Regions from separate parts of the Homo sapiens genome. Here region 1 is linked to region 2. Evidence: read pairs that join two places in POLR2A ChIA-PET (ENCODE). Cell type or tissue: OCI-LY7. All regions are shown on one strand. Each heading gives the region's core, and the rest is flanking DNA. Links, peaks and the distances in the headings are about the cores only.

Region 1 (10,577 bases), core at 3,800-8,799, 56 kb after region 2:
TTCACTTGGACTATGGGCCCAGCCTGTGCTGGGCTCCAGGGATCAGAGGAACAGGTGTCAGGGCTGCTTACCCCACAGACCCCCCTTCCACAAGCAGGCGCTCTCTCCCAGCAATTAGGACATGGTGGGAGAAGTCCTGGGATTGGGGTTAGCTCAATCGCCCCTGGTTGGGTCGTGGGGGTAGGGTCGGAGGGGATTAGGGAAGGCTTCCTGTAGGAGCTAGTCAGGCAAAGTGGGGAGAGACAATGAGGACAAGGACAAGTATTCCAGAAGGCTGGAACAGCATGGGCAAAGGCCCTGTAGCAGGAATGAGTTTCGTGAGCTGAAGGAATAGGAAGGTGCCTGGTGGGAATGGGGGAGGGAGAGGGGCCAGGAGACAGGAGGTGAGCAGGGGACAGAGCACTCGGGGCTTTGAAGCACACAGTGAGCAGGAGGAAGGCACAGGAAGGATGGGGACCAAGATAAGCCCAGAAACAGGTGCACACACACAGCATCTCTGCCCTGACATCCCTGCAGGGGTACTTCCCTTTACCCAGCAGAGAACAGATTCTACTTGCCCGGTAAAGACACACCCACATTTGTGGATGCAAAGTTTGGTTCTCATACCTGTTGCTCCCTTCCTCCCTCCTTTCACCACACTGTGCCCTAAGAAAGAGTGCACATATGCGCGCGTGCGCGCACACACACACACACACCCCGCCTTCTTCCTCCAGCCCAGCGGCACCAACCTCAGATGGACCCCCAGTGCTTCCTCCCAAATACCCTCTTCCCCCAACCTGACCTTTTCCCAGCCAAAGGTCTTCTGAACATTCCCCAGCTCCTGAGCTGAAAGGCTTCTTACAGCCCAGAGAGGGAGAGACAGCAGCCTGGGGTCACACAGAAAATCAATCTGTGGGTTTGGGGTGGTGTCAGGGAATGTATCAAGGGGCCAGCATGAGCACTGGGAGGACAGTGGAGGGGAGTCAGTGGAGGGGGGAGCTACAGCTGACCCCTCCCCCAGGCAGGCTCCCCACCCCCAGCTCTGAGCCCATCTGGACCAGAATAGGAGCATCCTGAATCCTGCCGTCTCCATAGGAACCAAGGCCTCAGCCACCCACCAGCCCACCCACCCCCATCAGGCCTCCAGGGGCTGAGAGCTGTCCCTCGGCCTGCGGGGGTGGGAGCCAAGCAGGGCGCAGCCTGATATCCCCCTGCGAGACTCACTGACACCCCAAACATCCTCACACCTTCACATGTGTCCACACCGGTGCCTTTGTGACCAAATCAGCTGGCATTGGTGTTCACATGCATGTGCAGGGCAGCCATGTGCACGTGCATGTACATGCACCCTACACTGGTACACACACGTGAGCCTGTGCCCTGCACAGCCACGAGGACATACACACGTGGTCACAGGCACTCACACTAGCCCCGCAACATCCCCCACCCCCTGCAACTCACAAGCAGGCCCAGCTGGGCGGGTGCACACACAGACACACATGCACATGCCCACGCGCACAGACATCCCCAGTGCCCGCAGCACCCGGCAGGCCCGGAACCAACCAGTCCAGCCAAGCGTGAGATGCCCGCCCCCAGGGAGGCCACTGTAGGAGGCACAGGCTGGCAGCGCTGAGTCAGCCCCAGGGAGCCAGCAGGGACAGCATTAGGTCCAGAGGGGGAAGGCAGGGCTGGTCGGGGAGAGGAGCTGGCAGTCCCAGCTGGACACAAATCACCCACCTGCAGGCCCGCGAGTCCCCCTCAGGGTAAGCACTCCTTTAAATGTGAATTCTTGGTCCCAGATTCCCCAGGTCTAGAAAGAGACCCCTCCCTTCCTCCTCTCCCCCGTGTCGCCACCCCTCACCTGGCCACCACCTCGTCGTCCACTTTCACTAGGCAGTAGGGGTCGCTGCTCCCAGACCTGCAGAAGGAGGGAGTTCAGGGAGGAAGCAGGTTGAGAGGGCAGCCATGAGTGGAGGGTCCCAGTCATGACACAGGCAGGGGAGTCGGAGGCACAGACAGAGAAGGGGACTTGCCCAGGGTCACACAGCAAGTCCAGCTCAGAAGTAGAACCTTAGGGGACCAGCAGGAGATGTCACAGCTGCCCAGGCCACCACATCTGTGCACTCTGGGCTTCCACCCATAGAAATAGAACAGGGAGGCCTGAGGCCAGCAGGTTCTGAGTCCTGGCCTCGAAAAGCCCAAAGCAGAGGCCCAGAGCGTGTGTGGGGGGGGTGGGGGGGTCTTGAATGCCTGGCTTCACCACCCTCTGGCTGTGCCATCCCAGAGAGTCCCCTTCCCTCTCTGGGCCTCAGTTTCTCTGCTCTATAAATCAGGTGTGATGCTCACATACACCTCCTAGGGGGCTGGAGGAACTCAAATGCTGGGCCGGATCATGGTCTGGCCCCCAGCTCTCCCCTGCAGGGGCTTTAATGCTGTGTCCCCAGCTTTTCATTTCAATGGGAGCTTCCCTGGGAAGGGGACTCCCCATTCCTCAGCCCTCCATGGGGACAGACTCAGCAGACCCTCCCTACAGGCAAAGACCAGGGAACCCAGGCTTCAAAATCAACCCTCGAAATCTCTTAAGATGTGCTGCACCCCCTTAAGTAGCTATGAGTCATCTGCCAATTCAGGCCAGCTGCATCCCCCCTTCATAATAACAGTCACCAGCAAATCCCAAGCTGTCTAACAGGTCCCTCACTTCCTCCTCCATCCCATCATACAGGGCTTCTTTGTCTTTCATCAGGCCCCAGGCCAGCCTCAGGGCCTTTGCACCTGCTGTTCCCTTTGCCTAAGACACTTTAGCCCTGATACTGCCATGGCTGGCTCCTTCCTGCCATTCAAGTCTCAGTCCAAAGTCACCTCCTTGAGAGGCTGTCCCTGGCCACCACTGTCCTATCTAAAATGACCTCCACCTAAAATCATCTTCTTTCTTCTTCTTCTTCTTCTTTTTTTTTTTTTTTTTTTTTGAGACAGAGTCTCACCGTATCACCCAGGCTGGAGTGCAGTGGCGCGATCTTGGTTCACTGCAATCTCTGCCTCCCAAGTTCAAGCGATTCTCCTGCCTCAGCCTCCTGAGTAGCTGGGATTACAGGCACACACCACCACACCTGGCTAATTTTTTGCATTTTTAGTAGAGACAGGGTTTCACCATGCTGGCCAGGCTGGACTCCAACTCCTGGCCTCCAGTAATCCACCCGCCTCGGCCTCCCAAAGTGTTGGGATTACAGGCGTGAGCCACCACAGCCGGCCTCCCTTATTTCTCTATGCGTTTAGTATTGTCTCCCCACCTCCCTGCCACTTCCAAACTGTGAACTCCCTGGGGAGAGTCTGTGTCCCCCACTTCCCCACCCCTGGCCCCCACATCTGGCATGCATTTGGCCCTCTAGAGCTATTTCTGAATGACTGGGTTTATGGAGTGCTCTCTCTGGAGCACGGAGTAACAGTGGAGATAGGACTGGGACCCAGGTTTGTGGGCTCACACTCATGTTCTGAAACCAATGCCCCCTCTACCTATTCAAATGGCCCTCTCCCTCGATGCCCCAGCACCACTCCCTTGATCTCTGCCACCTTCTGTCTCTCCAGTTTGTATAGATCCACAAATGCCTCTGGGATGCCAGGAAAGAGGGACATTGGCGCTAAGAGTTGCCTCCAACCTGAACCTATCTTGCTGGATGAGCCCTTCCCTGTGCCTCGGTTTCCCTCTCTGGACTCCTTCCCTCATCCCCCTCTGGCTGGACACTCCAATGCCTCCATTTCCCTACCTGGCTTCTATCCCTGAACACTTTAGACAGACAGTGTCTTCGTGATCCTCTGTGGATCCTACATCTGAATCCCCTTCTGTGGAGTGCCCCAAGCCTCAGTTTCCTCTTCTGGCTCCATCCCAAATCCATTGGAGCCTCAGTTTCCCCATCTGGGCTTCACCTTCAGACTCCTGTGGCTGGTAATGTCCTGTGTCTCAGTTTCCTTCCCTGGGTTCTCCACCCCTAAGCTTCCTTTATGCAGGCTCCCACCCCTCAGTTTCCCCAACTACAGATGTGGGGTCAGATGGGCTGGGATCCCACTAGCCGAGGGCTGGGAGACACACCCCCTCCTGCAGACCCAGCCTGACCTCCAGGCCCTCCTGGGAGCCGAGCTCAGCACTAGTCAGCTGCAGGGCTCTGACGCATGAGGGCCTTATCAGACTCCTATCAGGGAGGGCAACGGTGGCAAGAGGGGGTGGCTGCTTCCAGACCCCTGATCTCTCCAGACTTGTGGCCTCTCCCACGGCCCCTGACTCAGCTCAGTCTTGGGAAAGCAGGCCCCTCAGCCATTGCCTGCCCAGTCTGGTTTGGGCATGGAGTAGTCAGAGTTCAAATCGCAGCTGGGTGACCTTAGGCAAGTGACTGCCTCTCTGGTCCTCAGTTTCCCCATTTGTAAAATAAGAGACGCCAATAGAACTATATGAAGTGTTAAGCACAGGGCCTGTCCATACTAAGCCCTCAGTGACTGACTGCTACTATTTCTAATAGTAAAAACTCTAAAATTACCTGAAGAGGCCTCCTCCCGGGCCAGAATGGACCCCCCTCAAACCTGGCAATGCTTTAGGCAGAATCTGGGCCCTTTCCCTTAGGAGAAGAGGGAAAGAACACACCCCACCTAAGGGCTCCCATGGCATGGAGCTCCCAGCAGCCTCCAGGAAGAGCCCCTTTGAAGAAGGGTGCTGACAGCTAGGGAAACTGAGGCAGGGTGGCCAGAACCCCCCCTGCCAGCTGGGGCTAAGTGACTCCTCCCCACCCTTGCTCTAGGGCATGACCTATTTCATAGCTCACTGGCCCAGGAATTGGGGGCAGGAAGTTTGGCCAAGAGCTGCAGGAACCAGGCATGACTCAAGTCCCTTCTCCAGAAGAGCAGCAGGTTACCGTAAGCCAGTGTCCAGGTGCAGGGGTGACACCCATCGCCCCCTCATGACCTCTCACCCAGGGCTGGTGGAGGGGCCAGAGCTCAGTGAGTGAGAACCCCGTTTCTGGAAAGAACTCCTTTCACCACCTAGCAGCTGCCAGGCATCCAGCCTGGCCTCAATGCCCTAACAGTGTAGGCCGTCTCATTCCCAGGGCCTCTGAGGGGACATCTTAGAAAGAGTCTGGTGGGGGGGCTTGTCCAGCCACTGAACTGTCAGAGCACACACTCTGCTTCTCATTCAGGGTGTGTATATTTGGAGTAGCCAATGAGGATGAAGGGTGGCAAAAATTGCTCTCAACAGCTGCCCCCTTGACGCAGCTGCAGTGTTTTGGGGGTTGGGAATGTCATAAAATCAGGCAGGAAAGTCCTCTCTGGGAGCCCACACCTTGGGGAATCAGCACAGAGCTAAGACTGAATCTTGACACAGGTGAAGGCTCCCAATCCATGCTCCTGCTCACCTGGGCCACAGGGGAACTCCTAACAGGTCCTCCACCCTCCCAGCTGGATGGGAGACCCCAGGCAACCAGATGGGGACTCCGGTCCAGAGCTCTCATTGCCCAAATGGGAAACCAAGGCCCAGAGAGAAGCAGGTTCAAGGTCACACAACAAATGTCCTCCAGAGGATCCCACACCTGTCGCAGGTGCTAAGGCCCTCAGAGCCCCTTCTGGGCACTATGCCAAGCAGGAGGGGGAACCCGCCCCCCATATTCTGCTGATTCAGCAGCTGCTGACTCAGCCCTGGGGGAAGCATAGCTTGGGACTAGTAGTGAAGGGAGCCGTAGGGTCCCCCAGTCCCATTGCACCTGGCTGGGGAGGGGGTCGCAGCAAGGAATTGGCTCTTCAAGCAGCTCAGCACCCGGGGAAGGCCCACACGAGGCTGGGAGCCACAAGACTGGGGAGCTCAGGGCTTGGGGTCAAAAGGACCCTGGAGGGCCACCTGGTGACACTCTGCAAACCTAAGCACCAGATCCACACAGGATGTTAGGGCTCATCTGATCCCAGGCCCTCTCCAAGGGTCCTCCCCAGGGTTCCCTTGCTAGGCCCCCACCCACGCCTGGAGGAGCCACCTCCAACATCTGCCTGGACTAAGGAAGAGACCCCCCGCTTTCTCCCCTCCCAGATCTGACAGAATATGGCCCTCTAATCCCCTCTTCAGCTCTGGACGACCCCCTTTAGTACATCCCGGGAACAAAGACACCCCCTCCCCTGCCCGGGGGTGAGGCGGGGCATCTGCTAACTCTAGGCGCCCCCCTCCCACCGGGACAGCCATGGGCATGCGGCCTCTCGCCCCTTTAAAGCGGAACTGCCCCAAGACCAGTCTTGGACAAGAACCCCTCGCCCTCCTGCCAACCCGCCCTGGCACGCGGAAAGGGCGACGTCGGCCCCACCCCAGGCCTTGCGCGCCCCTCACCCAGAAGCGCCCGAGGAGTACTCACACGTCCTTGGCAGGCAGCGCGCGGCCCTCCACCACGCGAACATTCAGGGAGCTGCTCTTGGCCATGGCGCCTAGCCACAAACTTTCCAGGCAGAAGGGCGCTCAGGTTCCGAGGCTGGACCAGGGGACGTCTACATGTCACCTGCTTCAAGCCTGGCTCCCTGCCTCGTGGTCCCAGTGCCGCCTGTCCGAGACCCGGGTAGCTGGATGGGAGATTTCCGAAAGAGGAGAAGGTGTAGGTGCCCGGGGAGGGAGCGCCCGTCCGGACTCTACAGGTAGGAGCCGTGCTCCGAGCAGGAGGAGCGCGCAGGGGGCGCAGCGGGCTCTTGCCGAGGCGTCTGGAGCTCCAGACAAGCAGGCTGGGCGGGCAGGGGGCGGGAGGGGCGGCCCAGGGACCTCCCCACAATCCCGCCTCCAATGGGGTCCCCCACCTGACCCCGGGCCCCCTCGCGCGCCCTCTACCGGCACCCCAGTCATGCGCGCCAGAGCGCACGGGCGGCGGAGACAAGGGTGCACCGCCAGGTGGGGAGGGGCCCCCGTCCTGATGGGCGTGGCCGCTGGCTCCTGGTGAGTTGGCATTGGGCTTAAAAGACATGGTCTGTGCCCCCGCCTGTCCCTCATCCAACATATTCACACCTCTCCGCCCCCACCCCTCCTTGCCTACCATGCAGACACCTGCCTCCTCTCTCCAACCTCCGCGCCCCCCGGTCCAGGAGCAAGTATTAGTGGTGGGTGGGAGGCGTCGCCAGAGAGAGGGTCGCATGTTCCCTGGGGGTCCGTTCAGAGTCAAGGGAGGGGCCTTGAACATCCCCTTCCATCTCGTTCTAGTTTCCAGTTAAACACAGAACCCAGACTCTGCTCTAACGTCACGGGCTGGCACTGCGGGGGAGGAAGCCGCGGCCAGATGGGGGAGGGGAAGGCTTGAAGATAACCACTACAGCGATGATAAAAAGTCATCTACAGTTGTTTGAACACTTCATGGGTGCCAGGCACTGTTCTAAGCGCTTTACTGGGATTAGCTCATTTTTGTCTCCAGATGTGCACTACACACTACTCCACTGTTACCCCATTATCCGCAGTTTATGGATAAAGAAACTGAGGTTCAGAGGGATTAAATAACTTGGCAGAGGTCTCACAGTCAGTAACTGATTTGCCTTCCAGGGGTTCGAATCCTGGCTCTGCCATTTGGTAGCTGTCTGGACTTGGGTAAGCCATTCAACCTCTCTGTGCTTTGGTTTGGTTTTCTCATCTGTTGAGTGAGGATGACATTGCATTTCAGTCACAGGATTTTGAAAGAATTAAAAGAGTTAATGAAGATAAAAGTCTCAGGACAGTGACAAGTACCTAATACACGTCCAGAAAGTGTTTGATATTCTGATTGTTGTCCTTTGAGGCGTGGGCCACGCGTCACCTCTCCTGGGAAGGCTTCCAGGATGCCCTTCCACTCCGGTAGAGATTTTCTTTCCTTTCTCTCTGCTCCAGTGGCTCCAGGTTTGTACATTTTTCTGATTTTAAATGAGATAATATGACAGGCAGGGCCTGTCCCAGAACAGATCCGTTCGCACACTTATTTCTCCCTGTGAATTCATTGTTGACCTGCCCAAGACCTCTTAGAAAGGCCAGGCACCAATGGGAGTGCCCCTGCAGACTGAGTGCGGGAGCCAACGCCCAGACCGGTGAGACCAGGAGTGCCCTTCCTGGATCCGTCAGCAGCCCAATGGTCTGCTTCCCAGTCTCCCTTCTTGACTCCCCACCCAGCAACCCAGACAGGCTGATGAGGAACTCAGAGCCCTGGAATTCCTTCCCCAGCTGGTGGCTGCCTGGTGAGTCTCTGACCCACCAGAGATGGGGTCTCAGTTAATCCCATCTGGGAAATGGACCTAGCAGAACAGGCTCCAAGGCTTAGAAGTATTGCAACATCCTCAGCGGGGCATGAGGGGTAATCCAGGGTTAGATCCAGAACAGTAATAGCCCCAAAGGAGTCATCCCACTGTGATTTTTTTTTTTTTTTTTGCCCAGCTGGAGGGCAGGGCTCGATCTTGGCTCACTGCAACTTCCACTCCTGGGTTCAAGTGATTCTCCTGCTTCAGCCTCCTGAGTAGCTGGGACTACAGGCACCCACTACTATGCCCGGTTAATTTTTGTATTTTTAGTAGATTTTTATAGTTTGTATTTTTATATCACCATGTTGGCCAGGCTGGTCTTGAACTCCTGATCTCAAGCAATCCACCCACCTCAGCCTCCCAAAGTGCTGGGATTATAGGCGTGAGCCACCATGCCTGGCCCACTGTGATCTTTATCAGTTACCCCAGATTCTCTCCAAAGAAAATATACCACCTAAGGTGGTGGGGGGAATGGTACTTAAGGTATTTGCTATGTAACTGAAGCTTTAAGACGGGAATCCTGCCCCCCGCCCCACACCGCCCCCCACCACACACATTTAGTGGAAGCTACTGTTTGAGCCTTTTTCTTCTGTGAGCCTGCAAAGACCGCAGACAGGCCTCCAGACCCCCAGGACCCCTTTTGGAACCCCCTGATGATGGAACCTAAGGGGCCTGTTCCTCCAGCCCCCATGGGATGCCAGCCAAACTGCCACGCAGCCATCTTGGCCCATCTTCCAGAGCTAAGCAGGAAGTCATATACCCAAACACCCTTCCCCAGCTCCCCACGGGGAAATACCAAGGATATAGACTGTGCCAGCTGGGCCTCCAGCAAGCCAGCGCTGTTACCTGTCCAATATCTGGAGGGTGACCCCAAAATTTGCCTGGGGCAATGGCCACAGTCCCCAAACTTTGCACATGGCCCGGCCATTTCCTGTTGTTCTGAGAATCTCTGACCTGAAACTAGCAGGGAGTTGGAGGTTGCCTAGGGCAGTCCATGCCAAGGGACCGAAGCGGAAAAGGCAGACCAGAGAGAGTGTGTGACCTGCGCGGGACCATCCAGCTAGGCAGGGAGAGGGCAGGCTGGTGATTCTCCCAGGGTTATTATGAGAGTTAATCTCGAGGGCAGCGTAAGGCACTTAGCATCATTCCTGGCACATAGTAGGTGCTCAAGAAATGGCCAAACCCCAACCCCAAGCTCCTTAAAGGTAAATTCATAACCATCTCTTGCAATACCCATGCGATACACACAGCAGGTGTTTCATAAAGACTTAAGTGGGAAGAAATGCTGAGCTCAGGGTTTACCAGAAGAGGGTTTAGCATCAGGCTGACCTAGGATTGAACCCTGGCACCTGTACTTCCAAGCCAAGTGTTCTTGGGCAAGTGAGTTACTCTCTCAGTGCCTCAGTTTCTTCATCTGTAAAGTGGGGATACTAATAGAATCCACCTCTAGGATGAGCATGAGGCTGGAAAAGAAATAAGTGCCAGGTGTTTAGCACAGCCTGGCATACTACAAGCACTCAATAAATGTCATGGCCATTGTGGGACGTCCTGTGCCTGATACTGAGCCCCATTTGGTGGCTTAGCTCTGAGGCTGGGTCCTGGGGACATTGCCCAGGTAGAATGCAGGCCCAGCCCCAGATTCCAGACATGGATGAAGGCCCACACTTCAGTAGCCAGGGCAGTTCCAGATCGCTGAGCTGGGGGAATCTGAGGATTTTCATCCTGGCTGAGAAATCTGATAGACAGCTTCCAAGATCAGGGCTCCGGCCTCCCCTGTGGGCCCTCTGTCCAGGACAGGCTGAGTCTTTGCTTGATCTGAGATGCTGAGCCCTCTGACCAGGACTGGCTGAGTCTCCACTTGATCTGAGATGCTGGGCCTGTGGCCCAGGGAGGGCTCACAGGCATGGAGGAGAGAGGGCTCCTCATCCCAGAAGAGGAATCGGGCCTGGGCATGGTGGGGGCGTCCTGGAGCCCGCTCCCATCGGCACTGGATTCGACTGTGCACATAACTTTCCAACTCCATGTTTAGCCACATCACATGGGAACTTGAAATTGACTAGGGTAGGATTTACAGTATGGAAACTGGCAAATGCTACATTTGTTTTTGAGAGTCAGTTTACCAATACACTACTGGGCACAGGAATCCCCAGTCACATAGCTCTCTAGACACCGTTCCTGAATTCAACACCCTTAAGACTTTTCTCGTATCCTCCCAATCTGCTCCCCCAACACACACTGCCTTTGCTCGATCAGTCATTTCCCTCAAGAAGGCCTTTACAGGGCCAGACATGGTGGCTTACCCCTGTAATCCCAACACTTTGGGAGGCCAAGGTGGGAGGATC
Region 2 (10,577 bases), core at 2,587-7,586:
GACAATGCCAGAGGAGGACAGGGCCCCACAATGTGTGATTTCGTTGTAGGTCATGGCAAGGACTTTGGCTTTTACTCCAAGTGAGCGGAAGCCAGGAAGGATTTTGAGCAGAGGAAAGATGTGATCTGACTTGCATTGAGCAGGATCCCTCTGGCTGCGGTATGGGAAATGGATTACAGAGGCCAGTCATGAGTCTACTGCAATGGTCCAGGCAGGAGAGATAACATGGCGGGGACTGGGTGGTGTGAGTGCAGTGGGGAGCAGTGGTCAGATGTGGATGTGTTTGAAGGTGGAGATGACTGGATTTACTGACAGATTGGAGGTGGGATATGAGGTAGAAGTCAAGGATGAGACCAAGATTTGGGGGTCCAAGGAAGAGCATCCGGAAGCGCAGGAGCTGCCAGGAATTGCTATGTGAAGACTTCAGGAGGAGCAGGTTTGGGGCAGGGGAGAGCAGAGCTGAGTTCAAGGTGCCTGTTAAACCTCTCCAGGGAAGGGTCATGAACCTGGCTCCCAGGGGAGAAGACGGGGCCAAAGATGGCAGATTTTGGAATCATCAGAGTAGACACGGTATTTATCTCAATTGATCCTCTCAGCAACCCCACAAGCAACTGTTGCTACAGCTGGCAAACGCAGCAGTCTTCTATTGCATGTCTGCTTATGCCCATTTTCAACATGAGAAAACTGGGGCCCAGAGATGCTGAGTTGCCTACGCACAGTCACAGAGCTGGAAAGTCAGAAAGTCAGGACTTGAAGTGAGGGCTGTCTGCCTCCCAGCCCTGGGGTCCCACCCAGACCCTCTGCAGCTGTTCTCACTCACTCCTCCCCCAAATACTGTGTGAGAGGGAAGGGCTGGGTCATGGATGATCACCCCTCTTTTTGAGATGGGGCCACTAAGGCCTGAGGAGGCTTAAGGGACTTTCCCGCAGTTGAGGGGAAGTCAAGTGTGCAGCCTTTCTGCAGGTGTGCCAAATGAACCCAGCAAAAGACTCACTTCATCAGCCCCAAGACACAGAGCAGGCTAAAGGCTCTGAGAAGTCCTGCGGCCTGGACCTTGGGTTATCTCTGGTTAGCCCAGAGTTTCCCGTGGAGCCTTGCTGTCAGGGGAGCACGCAGAGCTTTGGCAAACATGAAGCTGTGGTTTGGAGTAAAGCCTCAGTGCCCTCCTTTATGAAAGGGGGCCCACCTGGCAGTCAGCAGTTGTTTGTTGAAGGAAGTAACAAATGAAACAAACAGATGAATGAAAGTAACAAATAAGCAAATGAAGGAATGGACGAATGCAGGGATGAGCACAAAGTGTGAATGAATTAAAAAAAAAAGAATCCATTTGTGACCTAATGAATTTATTCATTCATTCAACAAATATCGCTCGAGCACCTGCTGTGTGCAGGTGCTGGGGATATAGCAGTAAATAAAACAAAATCCCTGACCTTGTGGCTATTACATTCTAGCGAGGGGGGGACAGACAGAAACCAAGATAAATGGGTAGAATGTGAAGTATATCTGAGGGAGAAAATGGAGCGGGGAAGGAGAGAGGGGAAAGTACGTGGGGGGTGCACATTTTTAAATAGGATGATGGTAAATGAAGGAATGTCTGAATGCCTGAATACGGGAGTGGGCTGAAGATGGAGAATACATAAAGGTATCAATTTAAAAAAAGCATAAGGGGCCCAGGGGCGGTGGCTCACACCTGTAATCCCAGCACTTTGGGAGGCTGAGGTGGGTGGATCACCTGAGGTCAGGAGTTCGAGACCAGCCTGGCCAACATGGCAAAACCCCATCTCTACTAAAAATACAAAAATTAGCCCAGCAAGGTGGTGCATGCCTGTAGTCCCAGCTACTCAGGAGGCTGAGGCAGGAGAATCGCTTGAACCTGGAGGCGGAGATTGCATTGAGCCTAGATTGTGCCACTGTATTCCAGCCTGGGCGACAGAGCAATACTCTGCCTGGAAAAAAAAAAAAAAAAAAAGTGGGGCCGGTCATGGTGGCTCACACCTGTCATCTCAGCACTTTGGGAGGCCAAGGCGGTTGGATTGCTTGAGCCGAAGAGTTTGAGACTTAGCCTGGGCAACATAGGGAGACCCCTGTCTCTAAATAAATAAATAAAATAAAATAACATAATGGATGACTGCAGGCACGAATGAATGACCTAAGGAAAGAATCAATGAATGAATGAATCATTGAATGAAGGAATATATGAATATGTGAACTAGGGCATGGATAAGTGAATGAACTAATGCAAGAATTGTTGAATGACTAAATGAAATAGTGCTTAAATTAATGAACTAAGGCATGAACAGATTGATGAATGAATCATTGAATGAGTGAGCAAACTATAATGAAGAAGAGGACTGCATGGGGCCTATGTGCATGGCCTTGGTCTCTGTCTATGCCTGCCCCACTTTATCTGACTCTGGTCTGAAGAACCCCCAGGCCCCCTTTGCCCTCCCCCGCACCATCCAGGGCCTGTGATAACCCCCACTTCAGTGTCTGTCTTGGCCCTGGAGAGGTGGAGGGTGGGGGAGCCCTCCACACCTTGCTGGTTTCCTACCCCAGGCTATCTTGGCACCCCCACCCTGTTTGGTGGCTCTCCCGCCCCTACGCCCAATCTACTGACCACGCGCCCCTGCCCACCTCTCGCCCCAGTGCTATGCGCTGAACCTTTAGCCCCGGCCCCCCTCACCCTGGCTGCCGCCTGTCCTGACCCTCCAGCCTGTGCTGAACCTCATGCCTGGGCCTTGACCTCCTTCCTCTCCGTGCATGTGTTGACCCTCTCCCCAAGTCTGGGTGGACCCCCTGGAGGCCTGTGCTGACCCCCCAACCTCCCGCCCACCCTTGCCTGGCTGTGGCCCGCCCTTCCAGCCGCGCAGACCAACGCCCGCTGTGCTGACGCCTCCTCCCCATTTCGAGTACAGGCACCATGCGGCCCGTGCGGCGCAACTTCTACGACCCGTCGTCGGCGCCGGGCAAGGGCATCGTGTGGGAGTGGGAGAACGACGGCGGCGCATGGACGGCCTACGATATGGACATCTGCATCACCATCCAGAACGCCTACGAGAAGCAGCACCCGTGGCTCGACCTCTCATCGCTAGGCTTCTGCTACCTCATCTACTTCAACAGCATGTCGCAGATGAACCGCCAGACGCGCCGGCGCCGCCGCCTGCGCCGCCGCCTGGACCTCGCCTACCCGCTCACCGTGGGCTCCATCCCTAAGTCGCAGTCGTGGCCCGTGGGCGCCAGCTCGGGCCAGCCCTGCTCCTGCCAGCAGTGCCTGCTGGTCAACAGCACGCGCGCCGCCTCCAACGCCATCCTGGCCTCGCAGCGCCGCAAGGCGCCCCCCGCGCCCCCGCTGCCGCCGCCGCCGCCACCTGGAGGGCCTCCAGGCGCGCTTGCCGTGCGCCCCAGCGCCACCTTCACAGGCGCCGCGCTCTGGGCAGCGCCCGCCGCCGGCCCCGCCGAGCCCGCGCCGCCTCCCGGGGCGCCCCCACGGAGCCCGGGCGCCCCCGGCGGAGCGCGCACCCCGGGGCAGAACAACCTCAACCGGCCCGGGCCCCAGCGCACCACCAGCGTGAGCGCGCGCGCCTCCATCCCGCCGGGGTAAGACGGGGCCCAGGGGGAGGGGGCCTCTGCGTCGTCCGCAGGCAAGGACGAAGCCCGGGGGTGGTTGGCCACTAGGGCAGGAGCAAAGATTACAATAATAATAATGACGATAAGTAATATCCAGCATGCACTAAATGTTCATTTTGTGCCAAGCATCAACTAAGCACCTTTACATGTTCCCACACATCTATCTCCATGCATAAGGACCCTATGAGGTAGGTACCATCATCACCTCCAGTTCACAGATGAAGAACTAACTCCCCCAAGATCAGACAGTTCACAAGTGATGGGGCCATAATAGCAACATCAGCAATGGTGCGTGTTCCATGTTTATTATTTGCTAAACCCGTTATATGTATCACCTCGTTTATTCTGCCAAACAGTTCTACCATGTGCATATTATAGATGGGGAAACCGAGGCTAGGAGAGCTATGGTGCCTTCTCATTTATTCCACCAAACAGTTCTACCATGTGCATATTACAGATGGGGAAGCCAAGGCTGGGAAAGCTATGGTGCCTTCTCAGGGTCACCGGGGAAGGGTAGACATTGGAGTCCAGACCTGCCCAATTCCAAAGTCTGTGCTGTGTTGTCTTAGGATTTTTAGAGGGCTTCAGAGTCCATCTGTCCTTGTCCCAGTCCATGCCCACCTCACATGGTGGCTCGAGCAAGCATCAGCTGCTTGTCCAAAGTATTTCCCCATAGGCTGCACCTGAAATACCACAATTACTCTGGGTTAATACTATGGTTTGCACACTGGGCTCCAGGGACTCCCGGGGTGACCTGGAATCGTGGGGGGTGGGGTAATAGAAAGCCAGGCAAACGAGAGTCTGTCTCTCTGCTCTTGTTTTAACCAGAGCAGCCCTTTTTGGAAACACTTTTATGAACTGGCTTTCTCAGCATGATTTTATTAAGGATGGGCACCCAGCTTGTATCAAGTTTGCAAATTCTTGGGTTAAGGTGTCCCAGGCCCCAGGATAGGGACCCAGTGAGCTGCTGTTGGGTGCCTACCCTGGACTCCAGATTCAGTCATCTGAGCAAAGAACCAAGCCCTGAGGGGTGGCAATGAGAGGAAAGATCAAAGACCTTGAACTTGGGACAGACCAGAAGAGAAAAGACCAGGGGGGTTTGGACTGTGGTCCCCAAGAGGAAGAGAGGGCACCCAAAACCAACTGTGCTTCAATCACTATGGCATGGCCGGGGGAATTGATAATGATGGTCCGAGATCACCAAAGCTCAGATCTGGATGCGACCTTTGGGGTCACTGCATCCAGCTCACCCCTTTTATTATGGGCAAACAAGGCCTGGGAAAAGGAAAGGCCAGGACCCTGAACTAGGTGGCCCTATTCACCTTTTGTCCCTTTGGGAGTCTGACTTCCTGGGTTCGAATCCCCTCTTGGCCACTTCTCTTTTTTTTTTTTTTTTTTTTTTTTTTTTTTGAGATACAGTTTCACTCTGTTGCCCAGGCTGGAGTGCAGTGGCACAATCTCCACTGACTGCAACTTCTGCCTCCAGGGTTCAAGTGATTCTTCTGCCTCAGTCTTCTGAGTAGCTGGGACTACAGGTGCATGCCACCATTCCCGGCTACTGTGTGTGTGTGTGTGTGTGTGTGTGTGTGTGTGTGTGTGTGTTAGTGGAGATGGGATTTCACCATGTTTCCCAGGCTTGTCTTGAACTCCTGACCTCTTGTGATCTGCCAGCCTTGGCCTCCCAAAGTGCTGGGATTACAGGCATGAGCCACCATGCCCGGCCCCCTTCTTGACCACTTCTGAGCTGGGAGACCTGGGACGAGTCCCTCTCCTTCCTTGAGCCTCAGTTTTGTCATCTGTCAAATGGGAGCAGATCTTCCCACCATGTGAAAACGCTGTGTACCTGAACACAGCATCTACACTGGCAGTAGTTCAGCCATGGCCGTTAGGACTACTTTTGCTCTCCAGGAGGAGGGTTGGCATGGAGGGCGGGGAAGCTGTAATTTTCCAGGGATGCATCACAGCCACTACCACCTGCCTGCCTGGTCATTCCTCTCGGAGGAGAGGGTCATGGGGACAAACAGAGGTGTGTCCCATGTGACCTCAGCCTAGGGCAGGCCCAGTGCCAACAGAGAGCAGACTTGAGGGGGTCAAAGAAGACCCCTTGGGGAAGCCTTGTCCAAAGCTGCAGGATAGAGTCACTGAGATCTCAGGGAGATCTCAGGGGGCTGAAGTATCAGTTATGGCCCCTTATAGACAGCAGCTGGGCTCTGGCTGCCTTACAAAAAGAGGGGCTGGAGGTCCCAGAATGACAAGAAGAGTGGGTCCTAGAATGACAGGCTAGGGGGAGTGTGGGAGGGGACAGAACCAGAAAAATTCCAGGGACCTCTGCAGTAAGAATTTGAGAACCTTCTCTCTGGGTAAATTTATTGTAACCCACAAGAAGACTGGAAATCAGAAGGTTAAAAGAAAAAAAAGAAATCAGAAGGTTGTAGCCAGAATTTTCTTGGAACAGAATGGAATGGAATGGAATGGAATGGAACGGAATGGAAAACAGAATAGAACTAGAATAGATTGGCATGTGTAATACATAGTAAAAATAAGAATTGTTACATGTAGCCTGGGAACAGTGCCTCATGCCTGTAATCCCAGCACTTTGGGAGACCAAGGTGGGTAGATCACTTGAGTCCAGGAGTTCAAGACTAGCCTGGGAAACATAGCAAGACACCATCTCTACAACAATAACAAAAAATTAGCCAGGCAGGGTGGTGTGCTTGTAGTCCCAGTTACTCGGAAGGCTGAGGCAAGAGGATCACTTGAGCCCAGTAGGTCAAGGCTGCAGTGACCTGTGATCACACCACTGCACTGCAGCCTGAGAGACAGAGCAAGACACTGTCTCAAAAAAAAAAAAAAATTGCTCCATGAATGTTTTGCATCATTTCTGCATATGTTTAATAGGTTGCGAGGTGAAATGAATTTCTTAGTCACTGATGAAATATTTGAGGCGGGCGTAGTGGCTCACTTTGGGAGGCCAAAGTAGGTGGATCACTTGAGGCCAGGAGTTCGAGACCAGCATGGCCAACATGGTGAAACCCCATCTCTACTAAAAATACAAAAATTAGCTGAGCATGGTGGTACACACCTGTAATCCCAGCTACTGGGAGGATTGCGTGAACCCGGGAGGTGGAGGTTGCAGTGAGCCGAGATCACGCCACTGCACTCCAGCCTGGGTAACAGAGTGAGACTCCGTCTCCAAAAAAATTAAAAAAAGAGAGAGATTTGAAAGCTACTGTTCTAGAGGAGGCTGAAAATTACTCAGCTTTCATGGCCTAGTGTTAATTCTCCAAATATGTGCTGTGGGTGTGTATTCACAGAGCTGAACAAGACAAACAAGGCCTGTGTCCTCCCGGGGCACACAGACAGATGGGGAGACAGACCTACAGCAAGCAAAGAGTAAATGAAGACGATCTCTGGAGTGAGACAGAAGTGCTGGGGAGGTAGTGGGACAGGGTGATGTGGGAATTCAGGGAAAATCCCTCTGAGGAGGTGGCCAGATGTGGAGAACAGCTGATCCATGCAGAGGGAACAGCATGAACAACTTCAAGGGGGCTCGAAGGGCGTGGTGTGTTCAGGGAAGGGCTAGAGGTGTGGGGAGGGCTGGAGTGAGGCGCCAGCAAGAAGGAGAAGGGCACCCCAGGCAGGGCATTGCAGGTGCAAAGGGGCAGAGGTAGGAATGAATCCAGAAGGTTCTGGAGACCACCGGGGGATAGAGGCTCCCTTCTGGAACAGTGGGGGCTGAGATTTTTTACCCCAAATGGGGGTACAAGGCCAGGTTGGGTGGCCTCAGGGAAGCCTGGGCTTGGTGCTGCCATCAGTGGGGAGCTATAGAGTGTGCTTGAGCTCTAGAGGGCTGTAGTGAAAAGGAAGTTTTCTCTTTGGGGGTGCGGATCATTAAACATGTCCTCCTCTGACCTGCCAGAGCTCTGTTGTCTCCAGCCACATGCCGCTCCCCCACAGCCGACATCATTTCTCCTGCCCCTCCCCTTGGGGACTGTTTCTGACCCTCCCTGAGCCCAGACATTGGCCTGGAAAACAGAAGATGTGGGGTGGGGGAAACTTCTCAAGAACTCCCTCATCCCTCCCCACCCACGCAGATGCTGCCCAGCCTCACTCCAGCCCCTCTAACTGATCCTCCCCAGCCAGACAAGCCCGGCTCAAAGTCCCCAACGCTCCATCTCCAAGAAACCCCCCGGGGAAAATCCCTCTGGCTCTCAAGACCCGTGGAGCCTGTTGCTGGGGAAGGGGAGTAGGAGGAAGGAAGATAGGGGTGGCAGACCCTGGCTTCTTCCGCCTAAAGCTTTCCATTGCTGAGACAGCTGAGGCCCAAGTGCAGCCTATGAGGGGAAAGGGATGGAGGTGGGGGGTCTTTGAGGAGCCAGGCAGACAGGTCTACCCACTGTCACTCTCGTCCCCAAACCACCTCCCAGCCCTCCCAACCCTGGTCTCTTTGTTTCTGTGTCTTTGTTTTTTGTTTTTAGAGACAGAGCCTCGCTCTTATTGCCCAGGCTGGAGTACAGTGGCGCAATCACAGCTCCTGGCAGCCTGAAACTTCTGGGCTCAAGAAATCCTCCTGATTCAGCCTCCCAAGTAGGTGGGACTACAGGCACGCACCACCACACCCAGCTAATTTTTTAAAATTTTTTGTAGGGACAGGATCTCACTATGTTGCCCAGGCTGGTCTCAAACTCCTGGCCTCAAGCATCCGCCTGCCTCAGCCTCCAAAAGTGCTGGGAATTATAGGCGTGAGCCACAGCGACTGGCCTGTCTCTATGACTTTAAGTCTGTATTAGTTTGCTGGGGCAGTGGTAACAAAGTAACAGCTTAAACCACAGAAATGTATTCTCTCTTTCACATTCTTGAGACTAGAAGTCCGAGATCACGGTGTCACAGGGTAGTTTCCTTCTGAGGCCTCTCTCCTGGGCTTGTAGATTGCATCTTTTACCTGTGTCCTCATATGGTCTTCCCTCTGTACCTGTCTGTGTCTTAATCTTCTCTTCTTAGAAGGACATCAGTCCTATTGGATTAGGGCCCATCCTAGTGACCTCATTTTATCTTAATTACCTCTTTAAAGACCCCGTCTCTAAATACAGTCACATTCTGAGGTCCTGAGGCTTAAGGTTTCAACACATGACTTCTTTGGGGCACAGTTCAGCCCATAACAATGTGTCTGTGTGTCTCTCCTTTTATAATTTACCAATACTTTTTTTTTTGAGACCGTCTTGCTCTGTTACCCAGGCTGGAGTGCAGTGGTGCAATCTTGGCTCACTGCAACCTCCACCTCCCAGGTTCAAGTGATTCTCCTGCCTCAGCCTCCCAAGTAGTGGAGATTACAGACACCTGCCACCATGACCGGCTATTTTTTGTATTTTTAGTAGAGACGGAGTTTTGGCATGTTGGTCAGGCTGGTCTCGAACTCCTGACCTCAAGTGATCCACCCACCTCGGCCTCCCGAAATTCTGGGATTACAGGCATGAGCCACTGCGCCCGGCCAATTTGCCAATAATTTTAATGGCAAAAACCACCATTTCTTTTGCACCAAACAATATCTCTGTGTGTCTTGGTCTTTTTCAGTCTTTCCATATCTCTTTGTAGCTCTGTGTCTCTCTCTCTCTTTCTCTGTCTTCTGCCTTTTCCTCTTAGTCACTCTCTTTCCTTCCCTGGCTTCCTTCTGTCCACCCTCCTTCTCTCCCCTCCTGGACCCAAACAGATCCAGAGCCCTTTACAGGTTGGGTGACCTTGGACCCACTTGAGGCTTGGCCTCTCTAGCCTCAGTCTCCCCATCTGTCAGACAGAGCTAAAACCACCACCTCTCACATGGGCAGACTCAGCAAGGATCAGCTTGCAAGGGAGGTGTGAACTCTGCAGAGATCTTCAATGTCATTCTCACCTCCAACCTCATCTCAGCCCTGGACGGGTAACAGCGAAGGAGGCCCAGAGAGGGGGATTGGCTCATCTAGGGTCACCCAGCCAGTGGGGGCAGAGTATCCACCTGGCCAGGGTTTTTTCCACTTGCCCCTGTAACAGACAGGGCGGGGAGCCAGCTGGCAGCCTGGGCCTGGGGGACCTGCGGGGGTGGGGAAGATCCGCCCTGTCCCCTGAGGGGTCAGTGTCCAGTGCGTTGGAACACAGCTGTGGAGCAGAGGAACCACACTCAGAGTTTCCACCCCACGTGGTGGGTGGGAGGACAGTGATAGCTGCGGGCCTATTTCCATTTATCGAGCGCTCCCTATGTCCCAGGCTCTCAATTTCATGGCTTTTTTGTGTGTGTGAGACAGGGTCTCACTCCGTCACCCAGGCTGGAGTGCAGTGGCACAATTATAGCTCACTGCAACCTCGACCTCCTGGGCTCAAGCAATCCTCCTGCCTCAGCCTCCTAAGTAGCTGAGACTAAAGGTATGCACCACCATGCCCGGCCAATTTTTTATTTTTGTAGAGATGGGCGTCTCACTATGTTGCCCAGGCTAGTCTCAAATTCCTGGGCTCAAGTGATCCTCTCGCCTTGGCCTCCCAAAGCACTGGGATTACTGGCATGAACCACTGTGTCTGGCCATTTACAGGCATGTCTCTCTTAATTCTCACAGATACTCAATGTGGCAGGTTCTATAATCCCCATTTTTCAAATGAGGAAACTGAGGCTCCAGAAGACTAAGACATTTGCACAAGGTAACACAATTAGGACTCAGATTCAAAAACCCAAGTTGACCAGCATATTGGGGATGCCCCATCTCCAGCCAGCCTGTACTGTTTTGGATCATGGTCCCAGAAGCCCCACCCTGATTCCTGTGTGACCCTGCCTGAGCTCATCTTCCTCTCTGGTCTTCAGTTTTTGCATCTGTGAAATGGGACTGGCAACACAGGCCCACATAGTCCATCATGAAGCCAGATGTCAAAGCACTTGGATTTCTCAGGCCCGTACCCTTTTTTTTTTTTTTTAGATGGAGTCTCACTTT

What was found. Peaks named below come from ENCODE experiments on the same cell type or tissue, not always from the same donor. Only the 100,000 strongest peaks of a DNase experiment are listed, where the experiment ranks them.
Region 1: POLR2A ChIA-PET joins it to region 2 with 5 read pairs; 4 of 35 experiments call an interaction of 5 or more read pairs at or near these places.

Annotation. Positions count from the first base shown.
Region 1 is chr12:113,129,045-113,139,621 of GRCh38, forward strand. RASAL1 (RAS protein activator like 1) reads right to left here and starts at 6,717. Exons shown (of 21, transcript NM_001301202.2): 1 at 6,354-6,717; 2 at 1,841-1,897. The coding sequence starts at 6,418. RefSeq lists a silencer at 6,704-6,843. In OCI-LY7, for the core only: CTCF peaks have their summits at 6,827 (motif pointing left) and 7,045; DNase peaks (open chromatin) are centred at 5,607, 5,847, 6,747 and 7,257; H3K4me3 peaks cover 3,631 bases; H3K27ac peaks cover 4,255 bases.
Region 2 is chr12:113,074,509-113,085,085 of GRCh38, forward strand. It overlaps DTX1 (deltex E3 ubiquitin ligase 1), which reads left to right. Exons shown (of 10, transcript NM_004416.3): 3 at 2,916-3,597. Among named protein-coding and RNA genes, the nearest start is that of DTX1, 23 kb to the left of the region's middle. RefSeq lists enhancers at 8,194-8,253, 8,284-8,393. In OCI-LY7, for the core only: no CTCF peak of the experiment used is centred there; DNase peaks (open chromatin) are centred at 4,689 and 5,023; H3K4me3 peaks cover 2,764 bases; H3K27ac peaks cover 5,000 bases.